Linked DNA regions of Homo sapiens: regions 2, 3 and 4 are each linked to region 1. The links are chromatin loops, found by intact Hi-C in ENCODE. Cell type or tissue: Calu3. All regions are shown on one strand. Links, peaks and the distances in the headings refer to the core of each region. The heading gives the core; the rest is flanking DNA. Region 1 overlaps TIAM2 (TIAM Rac1 associated GEF 2). Region 2 has its middle 67 kb from the start of TIAM2. Region 3 overlaps TIAM2 (TIAM Rac1 associated GEF 2). Region 4 overlaps TIAM2 (TIAM Rac1 associated GEF 2).

The links. Peaks named below come from ENCODE experiments on the same cell type or tissue, not always from the same donor. Only the 100,000 strongest peaks of a DNase experiment are listed, where the experiment ranks them.
Region 2: a loop joins it to region 1, with 2.4 times the contacts of the local background. A loop is called at or near these places in 2 of 110 quality-filtered maps.
Region 3: it touches region 1 in a loop (3-fold over the local background); 2 of 110 quality-filtered maps call a loop at or near these places.
Region 4: it touches region 1 in a loop (6-fold over the local background); 6 of 110 quality-filtered maps call a loop at or near these places.

What each region holds. Positions count from the first base shown.
Region 1 is chr6:155,082,167-155,089,564 of GRCh38, reverse strand. The region is part of intron 1 of TIAM2 (TIAM Rac1 associated GEF 2); the gene reads right to left. Among named protein-coding and RNA genes, the nearest start is that of TIAM2, 91 kb to the right of the region's middle. In Calu3, for the core only: no CTCF peak of the experiment used is centred there; a DNase peak (open chromatin) is centred at 3,774.
Region 2 is chr6:154,924,364-154,931,761 of GRCh38, reverse strand. No RefSeq gene overlaps it. Among named protein-coding and RNA genes, the nearest start is that of TIAM2, 67 kb to the left of the region's middle. In Calu3, for the core only: a CTCF peak has its summit at 3,240 (motif pointing left); a DNase peak (open chromatin) is centred at 3,221.
Region 3 is chr6:155,148,721-155,156,118 of GRCh38, reverse strand. The region is part of intron 7 of TIAM2 (TIAM Rac1 associated GEF 2); the gene reads right to left. Among named protein-coding and RNA genes, the nearest start is that of CLDN20, 110 kb to the left of the region's middle. In Calu3, for the core only: no CTCF peak of the experiment used is centred there; no DNase peak of the experiment used is centred there.
Region 4 is chr6:155,168,526-155,175,923 of GRCh38, reverse strand. The region is part of intron 9 of TIAM2 (TIAM Rac1 associated GEF 2); the gene reads right to left. Among named protein-coding and RNA genes, the nearest start is that of CLDN20, 92 kb to the left of the region's middle. RefSeq lists enhancers at 886-945, 4,068-4,127, 4,158-4,577, 4,618-4,677. In Calu3, for the core only: no CTCF peak of the experiment used is centred there; a DNase peak (open chromatin) is centred at 4,513.

The sequences.
Region 1 (7,398 bases), core at 1,407-6,406:
CAGAACTCAAGTGGGTAGTGCCAAAGGATCAGAATTTCATAACTTATTAAACAGATGAGGCCAGGCACGGTGGCTCATGTCTATAATCCCAGCACTTTGGGAGGCCAAGGTGGGCGGATCACTTGAGGTCAGGAGTTTGAGACCACTCTGGCCAGTACGGTGAAACCCCGTCTCTACTAAAAACACAAAAATTAGCTGGATATGGTGGCTCACGCCTGTAGTCCCCACTACTTGGGAGGCTGAGGCAGGAGAATTGGAGGCAGAGGTTGCAATGAGCTGAGATAGCGCCACTGCACTCCAGCCTGGGTGACAGAGAGACTCCATCCCCCCACACCCCCACCCCCCCGAAAAAAAACAGGTGGTTTCTGGATCCTCTCCTATTATGGAGAATAATACTTTCTTCCTGTATTTGATATGCTACCACCTGGTTATATATTAAAACTCATGGTCCATTAGTCAACACATCAGAAAGTACCTCTTTTTTTTCATTGTTTAAAATGTGAAACAGACTGCTTTCATAGTGAGACTTACCTTTTTAGAAGGCATGATATTAACTCTGTGATGTAAACAAGATACTGTTTTATGGCAATAACCATGTGTCCTTAACCCAGAATGCAGTCCTTGATAAAGAATGCAGACTTTAGGGCAGGGATGTCCAATCTTTTGGCTTCCCTGAGTCACACTGGAAGAGAAACTGTCCTGGGTGCCATCTAAAATACATCAACACTAATGATAGCTGATGAGCTTTTAAAAAAAATTGCAAAAAAGGTCTAATAATGTTTAAAGAAATTTTACGAATTTGTGTTGGGCTGCATTCAAAGCCATCCTGGGCCGCAGGTGGCCCACAGGCCATGGGTTGGACAAGCTTGCCTTAGAGCAAGGGGACTGAGATTGGAGTTCAAACCCCAGCCACTCCATGACCACCTCAGTGAGCTCAGCCCAGTTATTTAGATTGTCTGAGCCTCTGGTTTCTTCAACTATAAAATGGAAATATGATCTACACTACAGGGTTATTCTAACTGTTTAATGAAATAATGCACATAAAATACTTAATAAATTACTTGAAACATGTGACATACTCAAAGTAGCAAAAAACCACAACTAGACTTTCAGTGTAAATGGTCACTATTGAGAAAGGTTTGACTATCACAATGACTCATGCTATAGAAATACACCTATACCGGGGCCGGGTGCAGTGGCTCACGCCTGTAATCCCAGCACTTTGGGAGGCCGAGGTGGGCAGATCACCTGAGGTCGTGAGTTCGAGACCAGCCTGGCCAACATGGAGTGGCTGGGGTTTGAACTCCATGGAGAAACCCCGTCTCTACTAAAAATACAAAACATTAGCCGGGCGTGGTGGCGCATGCCTGTAATCCCAGCTACTCCGGAGGCTGAGGCAGAAGAATCACTTGTACCTGGGAGGCAGAGGTTGCAGTGAACGAGATCATGCCATTGCACTCCAGCCTGGGCAACAAGAGCAAAACTACGTCTCAAAAAAAAAAAAAAAAAAAAGAAAGAAAGAAAAAGAAATACACCTATACAACCTGGCATACTAAAAAGAACAGTTTTCATTTATAGGATATCAGGATTGGGATGGACCCATTTCCCTCATTCTACAGGTGAGAATTTAAAACTCAAAGAGGTAGTGTGATTTGACCAAGGCGACATAATTAGTTCAGAGATTTGTTATATCTGGTCAAGAATGCCTACCTTATAGAATACATTCCATATTTACTTAAAACTTTTAAATTTGCTTTGTCATTAACCCAGTATGGACAAATTTTTTATTTATTTTATTTTATTTATTTCATTTTTTGAGATGGAGTCTCACTCTGTCACCCAGGCTGGAGTGTAATGGCGCGATCTCAGCTCACTGCAACCTCCGCCTCCCGAGTTCAAGCAATTCTCCTGCCTCAGCCTCCCAAGCAGCTGGAATTACAGGCACCCACCACCACGCCTGGCTAATTTTTGTATTTGTAGTAGAGACAGGGTTTCACCATGTTGGCCAGGCTGGTCTCGAACTCCTGAGCTCAAGTGATCCACCTGCGTCAGCCTCCCAAAGTGCTGGAATTACAGGCGTGAGCCACTGCACCCAGCCGAAAAAAATATTTTCAAATGATAAGAAAAGAATACTGAATCAAGCTTCACTAGGCTCTGTCTAAATACATCATACTGACAATCTTTAAAAACCAAGACTTGTAATATTTTACTGATGGCCTCATAAATGATTTACTAACTGAAAACTATAAAATATAAGATCTGCCATATTTTAATGTTTCCAATGATAATAATGTTGGATCTCAAGCATCTGTTACATAACAGAACTTTCCACATGTTCATTCCAAATACCATGTGATTTCATGTTTTTTGGTTTCTATGCCTTTGCATATACTGTTCTCTACAGGGAACACCTCCCTGGAGAACTCCTAATTGCCCCTCAAGACCCAGCTTAAGTGTCTCTTCCTCTGATCACCTACCATCATACCCCGAACCTCACAGGGTTATTGCTCCCTCCTTCACCTCACCACTCTTTCTGATATAGGCAATTGCCTCGCAATTATTTCTTTTTCACTCATTTGTCTCCTTTACTAGAACTCACTTACCTTTCCCCTTTACTAGAACTGCTTTGAAAGTGAAGTACTTTGTTTCCCTGGTGCCTGACACAATTCCTTACTCATGGGTGCTTAATAAATGTGTTCATGAAATAACTGATTCGTCAAATTGCTAATACAACGTGATTAATATGTGGCTTGGCTTGCTTTTCCATCATATCGCCATAACTTGAGTTAAAGAGGAAGCTGCAGCTTAACTACTGGTCATTTTGGTGGTTTTTGTTGGGGTTTTTTTTTTTTTTTTCCAAGATGGAGCCTCACTCTGTTGCCCAGGCTGGAGTACAGTGGCGCGATCTCAGCTCACTGCAACCTCTGCCTCCTAGGTTCAAGCAATTCTCCCGCCTCAGCCTCCTGAGTAGCCGGGATTACAGGTGCACGCCACCACACTTGTCTAATTTTTGTATTTTTAGTAGAGATGGGGTTTTGCCATGTTGGTCAGGCTGGTCTCGAACTCCTGACCTCAGGTGATCCACCCGCCTCAGCCTTCCAAAGTGCTGGGATTACAGGTGTAAGTCGCCGTGCCCGGCCAACTACAGGTCATTTTGGATGGAAATGATTTTAAGCAGGATTATAGAATATTTAAGCTTAGAGCACATTGACTTCATCCCTGTTCACTTTGCAGATGAAGAAAGTGAAGTCCAGTAAAGATCAAGTAGACCTCTCATGTAGACAGCGGGAAAGAGCTAAGACTAGAACTCAGATCTCCAAACAGCTACAACAGCTCTGTTTCCAGCAATGACAAGTTACTGGTTCCAAGAATGCTCTTCCTTGGATCTCAGCGCCTTCCTCAGGACCCTCTCTGCGTTCCTCACATGCTCCAGTGCCACGTGAACAATGAAGCTTCCCTGAGCTGGACTGCAATCCAGCAAGTGGCTATTCTTTCAACAGTGGAGACTGGGCTTCGCTGCCAGGGAAAGTCCCATTTTAAGGGAGAATTTGCAGTGGGCCGGGACTGCAATATCTTGTGACCACAGAAAGATCAAACAGGGCACCTTGAGTATGTGAGTCTATGAGATCCAAGGTGGTGCTAGGTAAACTATATCTATAATAAAACTCAAGCAATGCTATGCTTTTGCTTACACAAAGAGTGCTTGTATCTCTCACAGCACATAGGTGCCACGTGTGGACAGAGTCATCAATCAAGACTGATGGCTCATGCTTTTATCAGCATGAAAACCAGCCAGTCCCGCAGCCTTGGAGCTGCCTGTTTGCACCATGACATCAGTGTAATTTTAATTTAACATGAACACACCTTACATTCTTTTCCCTTGAGCTTTGTGATGAAAAGTGGTTTTATTTTTACAGTGCTAGGGATTCTGCCCCATGTCCTACTCGAAAGCTGAATATAATCCAGACCTTCAACTACATCACAAAGTTGTTTTTTTTTTTAATGGCCACATCTAAGAAATACTACATGATTAGTCAATCTAGAAGCCTACTGCCAAGGACTGGGTGAAGTTCAGAGTGCCCAGAGTTTATAAAACTTTCATTGTCAGGTGAACCAGTGTGCAAGCCCACAGTACGCAGCACAACTGTCAATGCAGGTCAATGAGAAAAGGTGGGGAAGGAAAGAGAAAGTTACTACTTACCCTGTGCCCTTCAAACATGCCTCCCACCTCTACGTAAGTAGAATGCATTTGTTACTAAAAATTTTCTCTCAAATTCATGCCTTCTTCAAATTGTATCTTCTTTGTAGCCACCATCTCCCTGAATTTAAAACATGTTTTAAAGTTGCTGGGTTTACTTTAGCCTCGTTATCAGCTAGGCAGCTTATCAATTCAGAGATTCGACTCAATGTTTGTAAGAAAACAATACAGAAAGTGGGATGTTTTCCAGGACTGGGAGTGAGAAATGTAACTCCCATCTCCCTTAACCCCTCCTGTGACCCAGGTTTGTAGGATCTAACTGGGCCCTCCAGAGTCTCCATTTACAGGTGGATTACTTATTATCTCATCACTCAGGGCCCGTAGAGATTTCAGACATAATGAACAAACCATTCTGTGACTCTTATTCCAAGGCATTAGGTAAGACTACATCATAATGTGGTATGCCTTAAATAACAATTTTCACCAGCCTCCCACGTCCACACTAATGCACTGTTCCTGCACAAAGAACTAATGGAATCAGATGCTGCACTCAACAAAGGAAAACTGTAGAGTTACCCAGTAGACTATAGAATGGGAGAGAAGCTGCCATTCATGACAAAGGGATGACTAATTACAATGAAAACAGCAAGTTTCAGTCTATCCTCCCCAAAGGACAGACTCCTATACACATGGAGCACAGTATTTACTGAGTACTGTAAGCCAAGTTACAAAAAGACCGTTGTTATTTATAAAACAGCCCATGTGAAACACCAAAAAAAATCAATGGCCAGCTAGAAGGAGAACAAGGTATACCCATTTTGTTCACTGCTCTCCCTAGGCTGGTGATCACATCAGTCAATCTGGCTCCTGTTTAGAGTAAGTCTTTCCTGGGAGTCCCACAAGGGTTCACGTATCCAGTGACAAAACTCAAGGATACAAAAGTTAGCACTATTTTTTAGTTAATGACATTCAATTCAAGAAGTATTTGTTGAATATCTATTCTGTTCAAGTCACTATGCTAAGTGCTGGAAATACGATGGTGACACAGCTTGCTTCTGATCTTGCCTGTACACAAGCAAGCCATTAGTCCCAACACGTGTGGTGGGGAACATGGTTGGGGGTGGGGGTAAGAGGCTGTGAAGTGGCTCCTACCCCACCAGAGTGGCCCCTATCCCTGTCTTCAAGTAAGACTCAAATACAAGAATAGTAACACTCACACCACAGAAATTACCTACATGCAGTGCCCCAGGTAGATCAGAATGGATCTTTCTCCACTAGGATCCTATTCGTGTTTTAAAACAGGTCAGTAAGTTCTCTGACACTCCTCTTAGGAAGGGGAGGTGGGCAGCCCTATGCCCCCTTCACCTCGATTCTGCTTCAACCTATATAGTACAGCCAACGTGACACTAGGATTTCCAGGGCTGGGCCAAAAAATGCCAGGAGGTTTATGCCTGGTTCTCTTGGTGCATTTGCCCTGAAGCCCTAAGGCTACATTTATCTGGTTTCGTATGTCATCTGTTGCCACATTGTCCAGCATATAAGACTTTACTTCTGGAAATACTATGCCATCCCTTGCCAAGACAAAAGAAATTGACTTAGCATTGGTATCTAAAAGCTGCCACTGAATTCTGGCTTCCAGACAGAGGGATGATCCTCATCCAGTTGACAGACAAAACTCACCAGGCAAAGTGACTTTCTTCATTAGGGAACAGCAATATAATAATTCCTCATCACTTCCAAATGAACCACACAATCCATGCCCCAAGAATTACACATATTTAGTATCTGGGGAGGCTTGTGCAATATTTACAACATGCACCATGTTTATGGCAGCAGGCTAGTCCTGTGGACAACAGGGGCAGACAATCACATTGCACATTAGAAATAAAGCTGCACGGGGCCAGGAAACCAGCTGTGTGGCCACAGCAGTAAATGCCTGCTTCCCTCTTCCTCCTTCCTATGAAATAAGTGTCTTGCCCATCTCTCTCTCTCTCTCTCTTTTTTTTTTTTTTTTTTTTGAGATAAAGTCTCACTCTGTTGCCCAGACTGGAGTGCACTGGCACGATCTTGGCTCACTGTAACCTCTGCCTCCAGGGTTCAAGTGATTCTCCTGCCTCGGCCTCCTGAGTAGCTGGCATTACAGGTGCACGCCACCATCCCCGGCTAATTTTTGTACTTTTAGTAGAGACAGGGGTTTCGCCATGTTCACCGAGCTGGTCTTGAACTCCTGACCTCAGGTGATCCACCTGTCTCGGTCTCCCAAAGCGCTGGGATTACAGGCATGAGCCACTGTGCCCGGCCCCACCTCTACTTCTTTTCCAGCCCTGTCAATCAATACTCAGAACCATCTCATCATCAGTCCTGGCAAAGAGAGATGAGGCGAGAGAAGAAAGAAGGAATAAGATTCATAAACAAATAGAAGAGAATGATTTTGGGGAGGGAGTGTTAAAAAGTAGCAGGGACTCTGGATTATCCCTTCCATATCCCTCACCATCTGTCAGAACCTCCCACCTAGTTAACTTCACCAATAAAAGCTCCAAGTATAGTAAGGCTCTCTCTCTACAATAGGCAAAATACCCTACTTTAACAGCTAAAGGAACTACCAAAAGACATGATATCTATCCATTCACTAAAGGAACAGCTTGCACTTCTACGATATTTATTTATTTATTTATTTATTTATTTATTTATTTATTTATTGGGGTTTTTTTGGGTTGAGATGGAGTTTTACTCTTGTTGCCCAGGCCGGAGTGCAATGGTACAATCTTGGCTCACTGCAACCTCCGCCTTCTGGGTTCAAGTGATTCTCCTGCCTTAGCCTCCCGAGTAGCTGAGATTACAAGTGTGTGCCACCACGCCCAGCTAATTTTGTATTTTTAGTAGAGACAGGATTTCTCCATGTTGGTCCAGCTGGTCTTGAACTCCCGACCTCAGGTAATCCACCCACCTCAGCCTCCCAAAGTATTGGGATTACAGGCGTGAGCCACAGTGCCTGGCCTATTTTATTTAGTTAGCTAGTTTTTAGAGACAGGGTCTTGCTCTGCTGCCCAGGCTGGAGTGCAGTGGCATGATCATGGCTTGCTGCAGCGTCTCCCTCCCAGACTTAAGCAATCCTCCCGCTTCAGCCTCCTGAGTAGCTGAGACTATACGTATGCACCACCACACCTGGCTATTTTTTTATTTTGTGTAGGGACAAGGTC
Region 2 (7,398 bases), core at 845-5,844, 160 kb after region 1:
CAAAAGAAAAATCAGGCCACCAACCCCAAACACAAGAGTATAAGAGCAGTGTAGGATAATACTTCTTTCTAGCTTAACGTCTTACAACAAATCTGTTGTAAAAGTTCTTTAAAAAGGAACGTTCATCTGGAGCTTAAAAATATGCATACAGGAGATTTGACAGAGGGTATTAGTTTCTCGCTACAGGCAGGAGCCCCACTAAGCTGATCTGAGGATACAGTAAAGGCAAAGGTACGCAGCACCTCCAGGAAAGGGAGGTGGAGAAAGAAATGCCTTCATTACATTCATCAGATCAAGTTCTCAAATCAGAATTCAAATCCTCAGTTCTCAGTGCTGAATGTTAAGCCACGGAACGTTAAGATTAGAAAACCGCCAAATGAACCTAAACAATTCATCCCTTAAAAAGGAGATGGTATTGTGACCAAACTTTCTTCTTTAAAGTTGGGTACCTGGGTCAGGTATGGTGGCTCATGCCTGAAATCCCAGCACTTTGGGAGGTCGAGGCGGGTGGATCACTTGAGGTCAGGAGTTTGAGACCAGCCTGGCCAACACGATGAAACCCCAACCCTACTAAAAATATCAAAATTAAAAGAGAAAAAAAAAATTAGCCTGGCGTGGCGGCACATGTCTGTAATCCTAGCTACTTGGGAGGCTGAGGCAGGAGAATGGCTTGTATCCAGGAGGTGGAGGTTGCAGTGAGCCGAGATCATCCCACTGTACTTCAGCCTGGGCGACAGAGAGAGACCCTGTCTCAAAAAAAAAAGGAATTGCTCTGAGACCAGTCCAGACAGTGCTGCCTCCATCACCACGCATGGCTTAACTGACACAGAAACACAAGATGCTTTCACCTAAACAAGGCCTCTGTGTTACCCAGACAGAGCGTTCACAATGTGGGAAGCCCCCATTTTCTCAGCCCCGGAAATCTGTTAAATCCTATCAATGCAGGAAATTGAAAAATTCTCTTCTCAGGAGATGGTTAGGCTGAGAACTGATAAGTGGTGCGGTGAGGGGAATCTGCCTGGAGCTAGGAGGATGAGGCTGGTCCTTGTGTTTCCATAATCCTATTAAGCAGTCCTAGCCGAATTTAATCTGGTCCTGAAGTGGATGGCTGGAAGATAATAGGTCTTGGACTTTAAGTGTCACTTAACTATATAGGTAAAACTCTAATCTCTGCGCTCAAGGGCCCATCAGTGTAATCAAACTGAGGACTCTCAGAGGAACCTGCTTCCCCGGCAGCCTGGGGTTGTAGCAAACGGTAGTTACAAAGTGCTCCTTGGAGATAGGTGCCTTATTTGAGTGGAAGCAATTTACTCTGTTCACTAGAAACTCATCCTGTCTAGACGACAGGGTTGATCTCAAGTGTTGGAGTAAAGAGGAAATCCTCCATAACTTGCTTGCCAAGGTAAAGACTCAGGTTCACCCTTGGAGTAACTGTAATCAATCTCAAGACGTCCTCTGGGTAACAAAGGATGCTGAGACAGCTGCTTCTTCATTAGCCAGGAACACGAAGTAGAAACCATCGTGAGCAGAGTACCCATTAGCTGACTGCAGCTCAGCCCCCACCATGGATGGCCAATTTAGATGAATAAATGTGCTTTTGTCTAGTTGTTCTATCAATTACTAACAGAGGGATGTTAAAATCGCCAACTGTGATGGTGGATTTATCTATTACTCCTGTAAATTCTGTCAATCTTTTGTTTTCTTTCCTTTTTTTTTTTTTTTTTTTTTTTTAAGACAGGCTCTCACTCTGTTGCCCAGGCTGGAGTGCAGTGGCACAGTCATAGATCACTACAGCCTCAACCTCCTGGGCTCAAGAGATCCTCCTGCCCCAGCCTTCTGAACAGCTGGGACTACCGGAGCGTGTTGCCACGCCCAGCTAGTTTTTAGTTTTTTGTAGCAACAGGGTCTCACTATGTTGCCCAGGCTGATCTTAAACTCCTAGGCTTAAGCGATCCTCCCGCCTTGACTTCTCAAAGTGCAGGGATTATAGATGCGAACCATGGTGCCTGGCCTGTCAATATTTCTTCACGTATTTTAAGCTCTATTACTGGACATACACAGTTTTATGCCTTATATGTTCCTGGACAATTGTCCCTTTTACCTCTGGTAATATCATCCTGAAGTCTATTTTATTGTATATTAATATGGCCATTCGAGCTTTCTAAAACATACTGTTTGTGTGACATATTCCATCTTTTTTCTTTCAACTTATCTGTATTTATATTTAAAGGCAGCATAGAGTTGGGTTTTTATTTCTGCAGCCTAACAATTTCTGTCTTTAAATTGGACCGTTTGGTCAATTTATATTTAATGTTAACTACTGATGTGATTGCATTTAAGTCTGCTGCTCGAATTTATTTTTAGTTTCTCTCATCTGTTTTTTAAATTCCTCTGCTCCTTTCTTACCTTCTTCTGGATTAATTAAACATTATTTAGAATTCCATTCTTATTTCCCTATTGCCTTTTAGCTGTGCCTCTTTGTATTTTTTTTAGAAGAGTTAATATGATATTTATTTATTTATTTTTTAGAGATGGAGTTTCGCTCTTGTCGCCCAGGCTGGAGTGCAATAGAGTGATCTCAGCTCACTGCAACCTCCGCATCCCAGGTTCAAGCGATTCTCCTACCTTCAGCCTCCCAAGTAGCTGGGATTACAGGCGTGCACCACCACACCCAGCTAATTTTTGTATTATTAGTAGACACGGGGTTTCACCATGTTGGCTAAGCTGGTCTTGAACTCCTGACTTCAGGTGATCCACCCACCTCGGCCTCTCAAAGTGCTGGGATTACAGGCATGAGCCACCTCACCTGGCCCTAATATGATTTTTAAAAGAACAAAAACAAATACCCTAATACCATCTGCCTCAGGATATCAAATCAATATATTAAATGATGTAATTGGTTATCTAGAAGAGCTGAGAATTCTCCCACCGTCACTCCTACCAAGTCCTTAAAAATAGAGAAAAGCAATTCTTCTAGCCCTTCTATGATTCTATACAGGAAAAGAATTGAGAGGTTTTTCTTTAATCTTTATAAAAATTGAAATCCCTGAAACTTCACAACTTCCATCCTAAAGACTCAGATTTCTGCACTTCTGTTATGTTTCCTCATGGCTCTTCCATGAATTTCCTCTGTACTCATGCAGGATTGCAATGCAGTCTCTGAAAATACTCTCCAAAATCAAGTGTCAGGCCCGGAGAGAACTAAACAACTCTACGGCTTGCAAGGAGCGCCCTCTTGAGGTAGCCTTTATACAAATGTTGAAATCTGTATGCTTTGGCTGAATTCACACTTCCAGCATGGCAGGGTAATAAAATCAATCAATCCAGAAGATACACCAGCTAAATTACGGATGTAAATATCTTCTTATTAGAAGTGAGTTCTAACTCCTGAAAGTCAAGATACTCTCTAGCAGAAAAAAAGCAAAAGCAAAAACAAAAAACAAAACAGTGCTTCACTAAATGTATTCCTTAAATATAAAGTAATACAAAGCTAGAAATACACTAACAATCAGAAATATAATATGATTCCAGCATTCTGGTGCTCCTGTTCATTTTTGATATTGTTCCTTATCTTGAACACGAAAAGGTAAGCTTTCTCCAGGGAGACAGCTGGTGGGTGTGGATGTGTCACACAGTGGTCAAGAGAAAGACTCCTGATCAGAGGCACCAGAGCTTCGAGACTGATTCTGACACTTCCCAGTTTGCGTGAACCTGGGGAAGGTTTTTGTTTGTTTGTTTTGAGAGTGCAGTGGCACAATCATAGCTCATTGCAGCCTTGACCTCCTGGGCTCAAGTGATCCTCCCACCTCAGCCTCCCAAGTAGCTGGGACCACAGGCACACACAACCACACTAGGCTAATTTTTCAGTATTTTTGTGTGGAGATGGAGGTTTCCGCCATATTGCCCAGGCTGGTCTCGAACTCCTGGGCTCAAGTGATTCACCTGCCTAGGCCTCCCAAAGTGCTGGGATTACAGGTATAAGCCACCACGCCTGGCCTTGGGGGAAGTTTTTTAATCCCCTTAAGCCATGTGCAAAATTAGGGTGATAAGAGAATCTACTTCAGAGGGTTGTGAAGAGAATTAATAAAATGCACACAGAGCCTGGAGCACAGGACCCAGTGCAGAGGGAGCCTTTGTGCGTGCTGGTGCTACTGATACTATCTATGCTTGTAAGACTCTAATGGGGCCAGGCGCGGTGGCTCACACCTGTAATCCCGGCTCTTTGGGAGGCCGAGCCGGCAGATCACGAGATCAAGAGTTCGAGATCAGCCTGGTCAACACAGTAAACCCTTTTCTCTAGCAAGAACACAAAAATTAGCTAGGCATGGGGTGGCGCACCTGTAATCCCAGCTACTCGGGAGGCTGAGGCAGGAGAATCGCTTGAACCCAGGAGGCAGAGGTTGCAGTGAGCTGAGATTGCACCACTGCACTCCAGCCTGGGCAACAGAGCAAGACTCCGTCTCGGGAAAGAAAAAAAAAAAAGACTCTAATGAAGAGCAGGACACCAATAAAAAGAACAAAAAACACTAAATCTGCTCCTTGTGTCCCTGATTATTACACTCTTTCAACTTTAGAAAAAAAATTCATTTTTTTCTTTTTTTTTTTTAAACCATCATTCAGGACGTTGTATGCTAACTTAAAACAACAGCAAATTTAAGGTGTTGTGCATATGACACTTGAACAAGCACAGTCCAGAGGATGAGTTGATTAAGTCACTTGCCCGATTTTCATGGTTCAGCCAAAGCTACCCGCACAGTTCCAATGCCCGCTCTCCGCCCTAAGCTATGGTGAGGCTGCCTGTCTGACTTGATGCTGGAAATGTGGAAGGACCATGTTCTGTTGAGATTGGTGATCTTGTTCCAAACTTCCCCTAACTACCAGCCTGGCATCAGAACAGAGGTCATGCTTACACCTTTGAACCTGCAGCCCCCGAGGTAATGCTGTTGCAAACCTCTCTGGTCAGCTCTGAGTCTTCTATTTGTTTTTGTTTGTTTGATTACTTGTTGGGCTTAGGTCTCCACCTCTGCCCAGAACACTGAAACGGCAAACAAAGCTGGGAAACTGGCAGGAAAGTCTGCAAGACTTGAACGATATTGGAGAAACACGAAGGAACAAGAGGCAGAGAGCTAATGACCTTGTTTTCCAACAGATGCAATGGTGCTGTTAGGAAAACACCCAAAAGGAAGCACCCACGTGGGAGGATGGAGATTATGACAAGACCGGAGAAAGTCATGGAAGGTCAAACACCATCGGGCAGTCAGGAGTTGTCTGGAAGTTCCAGCAGGGCACGGCAGAAACAACTTTGCCCAGCACCCTGTGCACTTGGGCAGGGCAGGCCCGGGGGAGAGCTCAGGGCCACCACTGATGCTTCTTCCCCAAGTGTGAGCTGGGGAACATCAAGTCACACAGAGCCGTAGGACAAACCCCAAGCATCCTCCCATAGCCTCGATTTTATTTAAAAATTCCTAGGAGGTGCGGTCGGAGAGTTAAGTAGTTTGATATAGCACAAATCATGACTTGTATATTAAAACAAACCTATAGGTAGGAATAAAGGGTAAAGTTCATACATAGTTTTATGGCCACACAGGGGTTTGTGATAAAACAGGCTATTTCATGCTTTTGGCAAATCTCTGCTGTGCCCTTGGCCCAGAGGACAGGGGATTTGTTTTTCTCCTTTGCCAGTAAGAGTAACTGGGTGGGGGCTGGGTGCAGTGGCTCACGCCCGTAATCCCAACACTTTGAGATACAGAGGGAGACCCTGTACCTACAAAAAATTTTAAAACTTAGCCAGGCACCAGGCATGGTGGCACGCACCTGTGGTCCTAGCTGAGGTGGAAGGATCGCCTGAGCTCAGGAGTTTGAAGCTGCCGTGAGCTATGACCTAGCCACTGCACTCCAGCCTGGGTGACAGAGCGAGCCCCTATCTCAAAAAAGGAAGAGAATAGAAGAGAAGAGAAGAGAAGAGAAGAGAAGAGAAGAGAAGAGAAGAGAAGAGAAGAGAAGAGAAGAGAAGAGAAAAAAGAAAAGAAAAGAAAAGAAAAAGAGAAGAGTACCTGGGTGGGGAAAAAGTCAGAACTGCTGCTCTAAAACATCAGAAAGCCCCCCATCTTAGCTGTGTGGTTTTGTGAAACCTCTTTGAGGCTTACCTATTGACCATTCCAAGTGCTTCTGTATCCCGAACCCAGTTCAACTGACTAACCATTACAGCAGTAACATTAACCGTGTTACAGTGATGCAGAGCCAGAATTGCCCAGGCATGGGCAAAGGGAAAAGTTTAACCTCCTGACTGTTCCCACTACAAGCCTGGCAGACCCGCTGCCATGGCATCACCTGGGACTAGTTAGAAAGGCCACAGAGGCTCGCGCCACCCCAGATCGGGGAACAGACTTGAGCACTGCTTGCTGTCCCCTGGCCAGTCAACTCGCATTAAAGCTTTATCTTTTCTTATCATCCGGTACCATCACATTGGCTTCTGTGCGAGAAGCAAGCTCCGTGCTGGGTAACCCTTCTGACATGCAAGTCTTCACCTAGGTAGCAGGGATGCTTGGGGGACATGTAGAAGCTTCCAGAGAGTACCAGATGTTGTCCCATGTGGGGAATCCAGACTACCCCCATGCCCTTGCTACAGAGCAGGCCACCAGCCCCTCTACTGAGAGTGGCTCAGCCGGCTTTAAAGGTGAGCCGACTTGGAGGCGCGGCAGGCTTACAGGGTAGAGGGGAGCAATGTGCTGGGGACCAGCTGGACTTCTCTCTCCTGCTGAGGATGAACCACAGCAGGAGACTGCGTTATCCCACCTTCCTCTTGGGACCTGGGAAGGACTGGAAAGGTCCCAGAGGTGAAAACAGAAGCTATGCATAGCATTTCCCAACAGCCTCACCACAGCATCTTTTCAGATCTTGATCTACCCTGGATAGGAAACTTAAAATGGAAGGTGATAAGCCAGAAGCTCTTAAAATTAGGAACGTGTTACTCAAAGACCCCCTTGGCTTTTGTCTTGGCAGATATCACAGCCACCTTGAGGAGTTTTCATTAGGATTGCTAGTGAGGCTTGTGGAAATGCTGTCTGTGGCCTCCTGAGGAAAGGAGGTGTGTGTGTGTGTGTGTGTGTGTGTGTGTGTGTGTGTGAGCATGAGAGAGAGAGAGAGAAGAGGTAGTCTGAAGTTCAAAAGCACTGGCAGGAAATACCAAGTTCTATTTTTAAAAAATTAACTTTCAATAATTATAGCTGACATCCTATGAAATAGGTAAATATAATTATCCCTTTTCTTATCAGAAAACTGGCACTGCAGAGTTCTTTTCTTTTTTTTTTGAGACAGAGTCCCACTGTGTTGCCCAGGCTGGAGTGCAGTAGCATGATCTCAGCTCACTGCAACCTCCACCTCCTGGGTTAAAGCGAT
Region 3 (7,398 bases), core at 910-5,909, 67 kb before region 1:
AGGGTCTTCCATGACTGCACATGAGGCTATATTTCCCATTTCTGTCTTCCACAGCACTGGAATGCCACGTGCACTGAATCACTGTGTTATGTTGAAATTGTATGCTCAACTGTCTGTCACCTGCTAGACTGAGAGCTCAACTGTCTGTCACCTCTCTCTAGCAGGTGCCACTGTCACTGAAGGCTCTAGCACTCTCTCTAGCAGTGCCACTGTCACTGAGGGCAGAGACAGTGACTTCTTTGAGTCTCCAGTCTGTGCACATTTGCCTGACCCAGAGTATGCACCGAACAAACGCTCATTTAACTAAACCAAACATTCTTATTCTCCTAACAAAAACATTTCCAGGCTGGGAGCGGTGGCTCATGCCTGTAATCCCAACACTTTGGGAGGCCAAGGCGGGCAGATTGCCTGAAGTCAGGAGTTCGAGACCAGCCTGGCCAACATGGCAAAACCCCGTCTCTACAAAAAATACAAAAATTTGCCGGGTGTGGTGGCGTACGCCTGTAATCCCAGCTACCCAGGAGGCTAAGGCAGGAGAATCACTGGAACCCTGGAGGCAGAGGCTACAGTGAGCCGAGATCACACCACTGCATTCCAGCCTGGGCGACAGAGAAAGACTCCGTTTCAAAAAAATAGAAAATAAAAACACTTCCAGCTGGGCACACTGGCTCACACCTGTAATCCCAGCACTTTGGGAGGCTGAGGCAGGCGGATCAGTTGAGGTCAGGAGTTTGAGACCAGCATGGCCAATCCCATCTCTACTAAAATACAAAAATTACCAGGACGTAGTGGCACATGCCTGTAATCGCAGCTGCCTGGGAGGCTGAGGGACGAGAATCACTTGAACTCAGGAGGCAGAGGTTGCAGTGAGCCAAGACCATGCCACTGCACTCCAGCCTGGGCAACACAGCAAGACTCTGCCTTAAAAAATAAAAAATAACACTTTCACCATCTCCCTATTGCCTGCCTTAAAAAATAAAAAATAAAAAATAACACTTTCACCATCTCCCTATTGCCTATTGAATAAAGTTCACATCTTCACCCACCACCTCCACAATCTGACTTTATCTCCCTCAAATCCCCTCACAAATATGCTACACTCCAGTGGTTTGTTCCTCAAACTGCTTCCCCCTGTACACATCCAGAAATACACCACAGTATCCTCGTATTTTCCTCAAAGCCTTGTTCTCATTGTTCTCTTCACCAGTTGCCAATTGTCCAAACGCAATCCGTCCTCTTTATGATTTTAAAACTGTATTTAAGTAAATATTTAAACTGAAGCCCACATTTCATAAAACCCAGAGCAGTCTGAACCCTACCAGCAAGTGCTTCCTCCTTCCCCACAGCAACCCCTGGTAGTCCAACCACCTCCTCCCTCCCCAGCCTAATTAACCACAGAAGCAGGCCTGTCTACCCTGGAAATCGCACATAATGAGGCAGGATGGGGGATGCCATCTGGGAGAATGCCAAGACTGCCTAAGGGTGGTGAGGTTTTGTCCTTGTTTACTTGTTTGAAATAATAAGCAGAAAGGCAAATAAAGTACTAACTGGACTTAATTTACAACTCTTCCTCCCTGGGAACTTCAAAGGCGATCTGGCGTGTGGATGGCGGTGTGATCTGGTCCACATTGGACATGCTCAAATGAAAGCTGCATCATCCTGCCCCAGAAACACCCAAGAGGCCCAGGACACGGCCAGAGCATGTCACCACTGACCGTATGTAGCTCAGCCGGTATGTTACAACTGCGATAGTGCCTTTTTATTTCAAAAAGGATCTTCTCCACCCACGTACTTCGAAGAAAACCTGTTCCAGAGAATTTCTGTTGCATGATGTCACCTACATTGCACATTCTATTTTTAGGCTAGAAATGACTACATCTGAGGTTTTCAGGGAAAACCGCTGGGGAGGAAGCTACATAAATAAATGTATATTTATTGAGGTTTTAAAATGCTAAGTGGATAAAGCACTGCTCTTTTACAGATATTTTTAAAAGGAAGTTTAGAGAAAGCTAAATGCTTAGGGAATATTTTGGAGACCCTGTCCTGATTGGTCTTGATCTGTAAATACCTTTGCCTTTGTGGCTTCACATTACATTTTTTTGTCAAATATCTCATAAAAGCAATTTTAAGCAAGTACTTGTTCCTGCTTAATGCTTCCCAGTCTTTGTGTCTGAAGGTAAAAAGTAAACAGCTCTTGGCCAGGTATAGTGGTTTCACGCCTGTAATCCCACCAGTTTGGGAGGTCGAGGCAGGCAGATCACCTGAGGTCAGGAGTTTGAGAACAGCCTGGTCAACATGGTGAAACCCCATCTCTACTAAAAATACAAAAATTAGCTGGGCGTAGTGGTGGGTGCCTGTAATCCCAGCTACTCGGGAGGTTGAGGCAGGAGAATTGCTTGAATCCAGCAGGTGGAGGTTGCAGTGAGCTGAGATTGCGCCACTACCCTCCAGCCTGGGTGACAGAGCAAGACTCTGTCAAAAAAAAAAAAAAAAAAAAGCGTAAACAGCTCCTTTACAACCTGCTGACAAAGGATGCAAGGACAGCGGGCACAGCAAACATAACTCAGGCTACACACTACAAAGCCCTTCAGGAACATGTGACTAAATCATAACCTCAAAGAGTGCAATACGGTGAGGAGAATACTTCCAGGTAGAATTTCTTTTTTTTTTCTTTTTCAGAAATAGGGTCTTGCTGTGTTGCCCCACCTGATCTTGAGCTCCTGGCCTCAAATGAACCTCCAGCCTCAGCCTCCCAAAGTACTGGGATTACAGGTGTGAGTCACCGTGCCTGGACAAGAATTTCTAAAATCAATCCCAATTGTCTGTTACCAGAAACTCACAAGACTAACATGAGAAAGGGAGTGCATGTACGGCAGGGGTTGGGAGAAGGGTGTAGGGGAGAAGGGAGTGTGGGGAGGACACAGGAAGGGGTTAGGGCCTGGGCTATGGGGAGGGGAGAACCAAAAATGAAAAATTAGTAGCATTAGAAAGGTGCACTTAAAATAACTAAAGTGATGATTCTGTCAAAGAATGGATAATGGACCACAAGTGATAATTACCCTCATTCTTTAAAACAGTTTCTCTTCAGGCCACCTGACCATCCAGACCCCTGGATTTATGTAAGGGTTTATGTTCAAGTAACCTCCCCTCTTAATCAGAGAATAGCACCAACTATGATGTCATCAATTAAACATTTACAAACTATGGACAAGGGAATACAATTACATTTAATGCAAATTTAAATTTTTAAAAAAATGTCTGCTTAGACTCCTTGTGGCCACAGAGAAACCCCCACCCACCACCACCACACACACACAACAGGCCAGGAGCCTCTCAGTGTTGCCAAATGTCCCTTTTCTCTCCCTAGCCCTAAACATCTGACCCTACCCAAAGACCTGAAAACTCCAAGCTGGGCATCCCTTCGACTACGATTATGGTCAGGATGAGATTTTTGACTGGGGTGCTCTGAACACTCTGAGACACTCGGATCCACAAGTCTCATCTCAGGATAGACAGGCTGTGGCTGCCGGATCCTGGAAAATCAGCACCATGGATGAGACATGGTACAAAGAAAACTCTGGGATAACCGTGTCTCCTTCAGGCTCTTTGATCTGTCCCATCACCTCCACATGGACTCCCAACCTACATTCCACACAGACAGAGAGCGGGGAGGTACGGCTGCACTGCCTCGGGAGCTGAACGCCCCCTGGCTGTGAGCAGGGTGAGGCCCCTTAAGAGGGGCAGGCAGGGCCTGAGAGGAGGCAAGCTGGGCTCGTGGGGGCAGCTCTCCCTCAGCAATGTCAGCAGCTGTGTTCTTGTTGGATCCCAAAGCCTTCCACCTCCTGCATTCTTCTTGGCAGTTTTGGCTTCCTCGTTAAAACTATTTTGTACTTTGGAGTTTAAATGGCATATCCTGGTTGAGCAACAGTTCCGCTCAGGGGTGTAAGTTACTGTCTTTAAGATTCTAAAAAATTGAGATTAGCCGTGGTGGCTTACACCTGTAATCCCAGCACTTTGGGAGGCTGAGGCAAGCGGATCACCTAAGGTCAGAGTTCGAGACCAGCCTGACCAACATGGTGAAACCCCGTCTCTATTAAAAATACAAAATTAGCCGGGCGTGGTGGCGGGCGCCTGTAATCCCAGCTACTCAGGAGGCTGACGCATGGGAATCGCTTGAACCTGGGAGGTGGAGGTTAAGATGAGCCAAGATCACACCATTGCAATCCAGCCTGGGCATCAAGAGCAAAACTCTGTCTCAAAAAAAAAAAAGAAAAAAAAAGAAAAAAAAAAGATTCTATAGAATTACAGAAAATTATGTACCCTGTTATACATTTTCCATGTAAACTGTTGAACTTGTGTCACTTGGGACCAGGCCCTTGTATCTATACACCCAGCACAGTGCCACTCCACTGCCTGACACCTTTTGCCCCACTCTGTCCTCCAAGCTGCTGCCTGATTAATCTTCCAAAGACACTACAGTCATCATGCTTTGTCCTCAGCTTAAAAACCTGTATCCCCCCACCTGAAAGCAGAGTATAAAATAAACCTTACCATCTGAGCCTTGCATACAAGACCACTATGGGCTGAATGTGTCCCTCCGAAATATGTACGTTGAAATCTTAATGCTTTAGGTGATGGTATTAGGAAGTGGGGCCTTTTTAAAAGGGGCAATGATTAGGTCATTGTTTGGAGTGCAATTTATGGGTATAGTGTAAATATGTTATCACAGTTAGTTTGTAAGTGCAGATGTCTGCCAGAATGCCCAAATCTGTTTAGACCAACTGCATTGGGATATTCCAATTTGAGACGACATCACATGCTAGGGCGCACCAACCTTCAAGATAACCAGACACAGGTGGATCCCCAAACAGGGACTATAAAAAGAGAAGCCCTCAGGCAGCTCGACCTGCTCTGCTGAGACACAGACTCGTGAGGATGAGATGCTGCCACTCAGAAAGGGACCCGGAGTCAGGCTTGCCATCTCCTTGACTGAATGCTTCAGCCTCAACATTCCAGCCTTGATACCAGGGGAAGCTATTCCCAGATGCCTGAGGACTTCTGTGACCAATCCTGTGCCTATTCATGTAAGATCCCCGACTTGTTCCTAACAGGGTGAAAAACAAGAGTTGTGTGTAGCGTGAATGGGGATAAAATACCAATATCTGTTAAGAACTGTTTGCGTGCCAACAAACTGTGTGATTCAAGCATTAAGTTACGGTGTCTTTCATCCTTCACTGCTTAATCCACTGCGCACGACAGTCATAATGGTGAGCCCTCGTGAATAGGATGGATGGCCTTATAAAACGCGGCCCGGAAAGATCCCTCGCTCCTCATGTCATGCTAGAATACAGTTAAGAAGATGCTTCTAGAAACCAGAAAGCAGGGCCTCACCAGACACTGAATCTGCCGGCATCTTGATCTTGGACTTCTCAGCCTTCAGAACTCTGAGAAATAAATTGCTCTTGTTTATAAGCCACCCGCTTTACAGTATTTTGTTCCAGACTAAGACACAGACTGAAAAAGCTTCATTGCCTATCCAACCTAACTGCCAACTCTTGTCACTTCCCAAACCTTTGACTCCAGTGTGCTCCAGAGCCCCAAGCCACCACTCAGTCACTTCCAATTGTCTCTCCATGCTCGCCCAACACCCTTCCAGCCTGGAAATCCTTCACACCTCTTAACAACTTTTTAACACCATATTCTTCCAGGAAGTCTTCATTTCCTCAAGATCACAGTACAACCTCAACCCTCTGATCTCCCATAATATTTGATGACTATACCAGCTGTCACCTAACTTCGATCATTTTAGAATGACCTTTAGTTTCATGTTCATAAGGCTTGCTCTCTAACTAAATTATAATTTCTTAGAAACGGGGTCCATATTTTACAATTATTTTTATTTCTTTAAGCCAGGTGCATCTATTAGGTACACCAGTATTTGCAGATGGGAAAATAAGCAGGAGGGAAAGAGCTGAGATGGGAGAAAGGCAACATGAGATATGAGAAAAGGAGAAGCAAAGGTAGATAGAGTGAGAAGATTAATGAGGGGCAGAGGTCGGAATTATTTGGTTATTTTGCTATTGCCAATTGATACATTATTCCAAATTCTCGGTGTATCATTGAATGCATGCCTTTAATCAGTTTCCTATTTTTAGACAGAAATTTTTTCCTACTCATGCTGAATTCTTTTTTTTTTTTTATACAGAGTCTCACTCTTCCCCCAGGCTAGAGTGCAGTGCACAATCTTGGTTCACTGCAACCTCTGCCTCCCAGGTTCAAGCGATTCTCCTGCCTCAGCTTCCAGAGTAGCTGGAATTACAGGCGCCCACCACCGTGCCCAGATAATTTTTGTATTTTTAGTAGAGATGGGGTTTCACCACGTTGGCCAGGCTGGTCTCAAACTCCTGACCTCAGGTGATCTGCCCACCTCGGCCTCCCAAAGCGCCGGGATTATAGGCGTCAGCCACCATGCCCAGCCTCATGCTGAATTCTTCATATATACACAGATGAAAAAACTTCCAAACAAGGTTAAACATTCAGACATAAACAGAGGTATTATTTAATTTGCAATTTAAATAAAACACCACATGTAAAATTCCTTTCTAATAAGTCACACTATGTCTAAATTGTTGTGTTACCATGAAATTTTTTTTCCTAAAGAAACTGGTTTCTCTGTAATAACTTAACAAGTAACTAAAGGAAGAAAAATGCAAGAACCTGCTCACTATCTATCTTCATCCCATTCCTCATTCAAGTTCCCAGGTCATTTGACAACTGGTTTTGGAGGGGGCTGTAGTGGATTCTATAGTGAATCACCCGGATTCCCCCTTCAAGACAGAGGCATTGCTTTCCTTTTCCCAGCTCACACACAGATCCCCTCGTGGTAACTCACCTCTATTGAGGGGAGCTGCCTTGCCCTGCTGGCCTGAGGGGACGAAGGCCGGCCACCCTGCCTCCATGCAGAGCTCTGAATGGCCCTCCCAGCTCCACAGCTCGCTGTGGGACAAGCTGCATCACAATGCAACTTGTCCCTCCCAGATCCTGCTCCCTCACTCCAGGCTGGCGTTGTCCCTGAGAGCATTCCCAGTAAAACTTTTTACATCTAAATCACTATCAAAGTCTGTCTCCTAGGAAACCTGACTAAGATAGGGATGCTCGAAATTCCACTAACACTTGTCTAAGTGTTTAGGTTGTCTGAGCAAAGGGAAATAAAAATTTTCAAACTGTTTTCCCTTCTCTAAAATGCAAATGCCATAGGAAGCAGCCATTTATTATATGAATATGGAACCGCAGCAGAGAAAAGAAAGCATTTCGTTACGTGCTTCTCTGTTATAACCAGAAAAATTACTGTTTTTTTGCAATCCATAGACACAGAAACAGCTGTTACACCAAACCACG
Region 4 (7,398 bases), core at 1,733-6,732, 86 kb before region 1:
AATCTTTTCTCTATCCTTCAGCTATCTCACACATAGACACTGTTGGAAAATCATCTCAAAGAATACCACCTTCAGGAAGCCTTTCCCAAAAAAGTGTAGTGTGCCAACTACATCATCACAACAATTGCTGACTTCATGCTAATACGTCCTTTTGTAATTCATAACAAAAATAGCATACATTTCTTAAGCGATGTAGACATGTTTCTCTCTGGGTAGGTTCTTATATTCACATAGCAGTAAAGAAAAGATTTGGGGCTTCGAAATCAAAAGTCACAGACTCTACCAGCAAAGTGTGGCCTAGGACAAGATTTACCTTGCTACGTACGATTCAGCTCCTGTTTTGTAAAAGAGGATATTATTAATATAATTCATATTGAAAAAATTACTTGTTACTTAAGTTTTTGTGAGCAAAAGAGGTCACTTATGTGAAACACCTTACATACCAGAAAATGTCACCTGTAGATTCAATACTATCACATTATTATATATCATTCATCATACTTTAAAGTTATCATTAATGGGTGATTTTACTTTGAATTCCATGCATTTTTAAATACAAAGTAAAAGATCCTCCTATGCAGGATTTAAAAACTAGAAGAGACATCGTAAAGAAATTTAAAAGAAGAAAGCAAGGGAAAAATCTGTCTCTCTGTGCCATCTTTTTGAAAACATGGTGCTCAATTTTGAAGTGACATTTCTGGATTTGTCTTGGATCTGTCGCTTTCAGTACATTTTTCTGGAAGGATGATCACAGCCAGAATGCACATCCCCACACGTGCCAATGCCAAAGGAAAAGACAGGACCAGATGCAAGGAGCCAGGGATGCCAGGAACCAGCCCGGACACTCTCTGCTAAAGGCTCTTGTCTTACACAGGCACATTTTTTTCCCTGGTTCATTCTCTCGGGTACTTTTCATCTGGGCAGTGATTTCAACCCGGTGCTTAGCAACAAACAGATGCTGCCTTAAAGGTGCAGGCCCCACCTCTGAAACCAGGCTTGTTGAGAAGCAAACTAAAACCCAGCAGAGGTCACTGTGGAGTAAGAAACATCACAAAGAACAAGGCCCGGAGGAAGTCACAGGCTCCCACTGAGGGTGACAGAGCAATTAATTTACTGCTGCACTTTTGGAGATCAGGAAGAACGTAATTATGGATAAACAGGTGTGGGAGGAACATGAGCAGTACAAATTAACACTGTGCCTTCACACCCTCTTGTTCTCACCGTTACTGACAATCAGAGAAAGACTGTATCACTTGGCCGGGCGCCATGGCTCACGTCTGTAATTCCAGCACTTTGGGAGGCCGAGGCCAGTGGATCACCTAAGGTCATGAGTTCAAGACCAGCCTGGCCAACATGGTAAAACCCTATCTCTACTAAAAATAAAAATTATCCGGGCATGGTGGCACGCGTCTGTAGCCCCAGCTACTCAGGAGGCTGAGGCAGGAGAACAGCTTGAACCTGGGAGGCAGAGGTTGCAGTGAGCCAAGATCGTGCCACTGCACTCCAGCCTGGGCGACAGAGGGAGGCTCCATCTCAAAAAAAAAAAAAGACTGCATCTCGTGAGACCAAATGAAACAAGCTCCTGATGTGCCATCAGTTCACTCACCACTCACAGCCAGCCCTCTCAGGAAGGCACCATCATCACTTCCTATGGAAAAGGCAAGAAAAATATGGCTCAGGAAATTCTAGAAACTTGCCCAAGTTTACACAACTAGTGCCTATGGTACTCCGGGGATCTGAAGGGTGGAAGTCTGGGATGAGCTGGTTCACACCACCACTATACTACACAGAATGCCCGCCTGGCAGTTAACTCCCTTTATATAAAATGGGTGCAACCCAAATCTCCTGATTACTTTCCATTATTCTAAGCCACACACCATGTTCCCATTGAACAGAATGGCTCAGGGAACATTCCCCAGAAGGGAGTGGCATGCTCCTGCTCCACACCGGTGCTCACTTCCATCTCCTCTCTCTGCTGTACCGTCCTTACAAGTAGAGTCAGTGCTGAAACCATATATACCCTCCAACCTGGTTTAAAATGCCCCTGTCTTATGAATTCTCTCCTATCTCTCCTTTCTCTGCCCTCAAGTCCTCTCACTTAGATGAGTTTACTCTCCTATGTCCCTGGTACAGCATTTGGCAAAGCCCAGCTCACAGGAGAGTCACTTCTAAGTCCCGCACCAGGAGAAGATGAATACCAGCAGAGGCTTTGTCTTCTGCATCCTCATTCTCCCTCAGCCATTAACACAGTGCGTCCCACACCCAGGACACACCCAAAACTTCAGTGCTGAGCTGGATACAACTAGAAATTCACAGTCATATTACAGGCAGAAGGGTAAACGCTGTCCGTTTTCAGTATCTTACTCAAATCTGTTGACATAGTGTCAAGTTCTTAATGCTCTCTGGAAGCTTCGAGAAGAAAAATTAACAGATTATTGAAGGAGAATAAGTTCTGGACAAGAGAAAAGTGTGCAGATAGATGGAAGGATGGAAGGACAAAAGAAATAATCCTATTAAAATCCATTAAACAAGGTGCTGTGCTACAACTGCTCTGAGCAATGGTTTTCTGAGTCTACACTGTTGACCCAAGATCTAGTGAACCATAGAAGAGAAGACGCCTATCAAAGCCAAGGCCATCAAAGAGTAAGACCCTCTCAAGAGAGTCCCTCAATGAAAAGTTAAATGTAATTTTTGGTGTGTGTTAGGCAGACAGACAGACAGACACACACACACACACACACACACACACACACAACCCTCACAAATGTATACAGTTCAAGAAAAGTAAAACCTGGTTATTCAAAGGAAGCACCAAGAATTTAAAATTAATTTATTAAAACTAGAAAAAGAAAAAGCTACTTGGTGCTTACAGATCTCTTAGGTTGTTGTAAGCTTTGCCCATTTGGAGGGAAAGTTGGATTAATTCTCTGAAGGAAGGTCAATGCTATCCAAGTTGAAAATACACATGCTTTAGTTTCAGGAAGCCAGATGAAATATTCTCCAATATTCTTTTCATAAAAAGAAGAGAGAATCCTAAAAATAAGCATTAAAAATGGAGCCATCTGGAAAACTCTTTTTCCAGGTTACCCATGTCAAAGATGCTGCTATGTTAAATTAACCTTTTTAACCACCCAGAATTCCACGGTTGGCTACCTTTGCCAGGACTGTTACGCACCTACCACGCCTCCTACTCTACTTCCTCCCATCAAAGAAAAAAAAAAAAAAAAAAAAAAAAAATATATATATATATATATATATATATATATATATATATATATATATTTCCAACTAGCCTCTTCAAGGTTTCCTGGTCCTGAGAATGCAAATGGAGACAGAAAAAATACAATAATAGCAAGGCAATCCAGGTCAAATCTCAGCCTTGTTAGGGGCTGTTATCTAGTGCCTCTGCACTTCTGTTCCTTCACCTTCAAAAGAGGTTAAAAACGCCAGCCTCGTGGGGTGGTTAGGAGACTGATGGGAGGAATTGCATTTGAAAGACATAAATTGTAAAGATTTTTTTTGGAAGCTGAGGCTGGATCAGGGCATTATACTGTACTGGGAGTAGCTACTGCATTTCAGCGATGGCCACTATAAAGAACTTCCTGAGAATCATCCTTTGTTCCAAAGCCCTGGGCCACTGTTCTGGCCACTGCTGCTCAGATCACCTTGCAGTCAGCTCCAACTGGCCATCACGACACGGGAACATCACTGGGCTGCAGCCACAGTCACTCCAGACTGACTAGTGAACGTCTGCAAATCACTTTAGCTCTCCTTGGAGGGCATTCCACAGAAGTATTTATTATTATTATTATTACATCAATGGTCCTGAAACCACATGTCAAATTACTTATGCTCAGTATGCAGCAAGGAGAAAAAATTGAAACTCCGTGTGTTCTCACAGCAGATGCTTTTGGATCAAATGGCTTGTAATTACTACTTGGATCACTGAAGGGAAGTGAGTAGCAAAATCACAATCTGGCTGTCACAAATGGGCCCAAACCACCACAGTGGCTGATAAAAGGAAAGTCTATTTGCAAGGGAGATGAGGAGAAAACACAAAAGGGAGTTGCACGCTCCCAGTTTTCTTAACAACAGTAAAATGTCATAGAAGAGAAAGTGTTTATTTCCTTCTTGGACTGAGGCCCACACATCGGTTGATATGAAAGAAAAACAAAGATGGATCTAGCTAGCTCGCTAGCTGTATGCATATATATATGCTATGTAGGGTTGTGTATTAATATTCTCTCTAAACAGATTACCATACTGTGGTGAAGAGTAAGCTGTTTCATTCATATTTTCCATTTAAGAAAACAATATTAGGGGGTTTGTTTTGGTTTTGGGGTTTTTTGGGGTTTTTTAGGTTTTTTTTTCAGTTTACAGCTCATGACTAAGATGACAATACTGCATTCACTCACTGCCACAGAAAGTTGGAATACCCCAAGCCAATTTTCCAGAAGAAGGGGCCAAGGCCCAGGGGCTGTCACAATTTCTGCAATGAAGCTTCTGGGGTTGCCGCCATCTGAGCCTTAGTGGGGACTTTGTTGTCACAATCTCCATGACAAACACCTCCCTTCAAAGGCCGTGTAAGACTCACTATTACTCATCCAGACGTTCGTTATGAAAAGCTTTCATTTTTGGCAAGCCAAAGTGTCCTCTAAAAAAATGTTCAAGTAAGACTGGCTTTATTCCAGACTTAACAGATTTTGAATTAGGGTGACTCACTGTTGGGCTGTTATATGATGCATCAATTAGAGTGAAATAGTTTAAAATGCACACGGCCCCTCCCTCACAACAGCCTTTCTGTGTTATAGAAATGGGCGTAATGTACTTATTGTATAAAAATAGGTTTGTGCAGGTTACAAGTATTCTCCAAGAATGATTAGCAGATGAAAAGTAGCAAAATGAAATATTAATTATTTAGCCAGCTCAGGCAGAATTTTAAGTCCCAGAGATATAAAAAAACAAATTACACCCTTAGTTCTATCTGCCATTCTATCTGAATCTAGTTATCTGGGTACGATAGCACAGAAATTACAGAGGCTGCATTAAAATTGTCCTATAAATGAAAGGAATTTCTTCAGTATCCCTACATCACAAGTAATGCTTAGCTAAAACAAATAGGAGTAAAACAAATGCAGAAATCATAGTTTCTTCTCACTCCTTAGAGCATCGATGGGACCTGTTGATTTGAGCCCATCTTAAGCACTAAGCTTAAATTCTCACTGTAAGTGGCTACATCAGCAAAATTTATTTTCAAAGTCCAACATAAACTCTGTTAATAGGAAGTGTACTGATGCTATAGTTTCATAACTTTCTTTTTTCAGGGATGGGGTCTTACTCTGCCACCCAGGTCAGAGTGCAGTGGTGCGATCTTGGCTCACTGCAACCTCTGCCTCCCAGGCTCAAGCAATCCTCCCACCTCAGCCTCCGAGGAGCAAGCCACTACACTCGGATAATTTTTTGCATTTTTGATAGAGACAGGGTTTCACCATGTTGCCCAGGCTAGTCTCAAATGATCCACCTGACTCAGCCTCCCAAAATTCTGGGATTACAGGCACGAGCCACCATGCCAGGCCTCTTAACTTTCAAAGTAAGAATTTTACATTGTTATATAATGCTGGAAGAGATAGGACCCTAAAATTATGGGCCTTTATTACAAATCAGTCATCCTCAGCCATTAAATGACTACATCTAATAGAAATAGGGCATATATAAACTATATCGATTACAAGCTTTCCTGGGAGCCATGACATACGCACTTGACAGAGTGGCTAACAGTAAGAGATGGTAAGTGCAGAGTAAGAACTGGCTGGGTGCAGTGGCTCACGCCTGTAATCTCGGCACTTTGGGAGACTGAGGTGGGTGGATCGCGACGTCAGGAGTTCAAGACCAGCCTGGCCAACATAGTGAAACCCCATCTCTACTAAAAATACAAAAATTAGCCAGCCTTGGTGGCAGGTGCCTGTAATCCCAGCTACTCAGGAGGCTGAGGCAGAAGAACTGCTTCAACCTGGGAGGCAGAGGTTTCAGTGAGCCGAGATCACGCCACTGCACTCCAGCCTGGGCAACAGAGTGAGACTCCATCTGAAAAAAAAAAAATTATTTGGTGGAGGAGAAATTAAATAACACAGCTTCATGGGGATGTTGTGGGTTTGAAAAAGGCACTAGGAAGAGGCATAGGCACATCTGGGATTTCATGCTCTAGGATTTCATTCAGAAATCATTCTGAGGATTTGTTTGGTCAGAAGCAATTCTAGGGATGAGGAGACATTACTCAGGCTCCCCTTGACGGCGCCTGGAGAGACACAGCATAGAATGTACTATCTATGTGAAGATCCCTGACAACCCTGAGAGGAAAATGCAATTTTGTATTCACTGAACTCTCAAACGAAGGTAAGTACTGCTGAGGAATAGAGATGTATAAATCAAAGATATTATTATGACTTCAGTCTAGTCATGTCACTAATTTTAAAATGGAGTTAACATGAGGTTAGATACCTCCAAAATGCTTGGCATTCAAGACTATCTCTTTAGAGAATACCTACTGGGACCATTTTAATTATAAATCTATTTTCAAGGAGTTCATGTAAAGATTCTGAACCAGCATTCCTCGCTTAAGTTAGCATTTGTGGCCGGGTGCTGTGGCTCACCCTGTCATCCCAGCACTTTGGGAGGCCGAGGTGGGTGGATCACAAGGTCAGGAGATCGAGACCATCGTGGCTAACACGGTGAAACCCCATGTCTACTAAAAACACAAAAAATTAGCCGGGCGTGGTGGCGGGCGCCTGTAGTCCCAGCTACTCGGGAGGCTGAGGCAGGAGAATGGCATGAACCCGGGAGGCGAAGCTTGCAGTGAGCCAAGATCGTGCCACTGCACTCCAGCCTGGGCAACAGAGCCAGACTCCGTCTCAAAAACAAAAACAAAAACAAACAAAAAAAAACAGAAAAAGTTAGCATTTGTGTCATTCATGTAAAACAAGATGGCGGCCATCTATAGCAAAGTTTACCTCACTGGAGTTACTGGAGTTTTGAGGTAGCTGAGTTCCAGAAAATCCATGGCTGCCACTTGAATCAAATATCTGACAGATGGGGGAGGAAAAAGACTAATGAAATGGCCCTGTAATATTCATCTGCCAGCTACCCTTTTTCATTATTTAAAAACTAAAGTTCTATAACATTTTAGAAGAGCTTCATATCACAATTTGTATCATTATTCTAATACACTTAAAGTTTTTATTTCCCGCATAGTTACGTTTTACTTTTTTATGTCATCTATTATTTAAGTCGGCCTGTAATCCCAGCACTTTGGGAGGCTGAGGTGGGTAGATCACCTGAGGTCAGGAGTTCAAGACCAGCCTGGCCAAAAGAGTGAAACCTCATCTCCATTAAAAATACAAA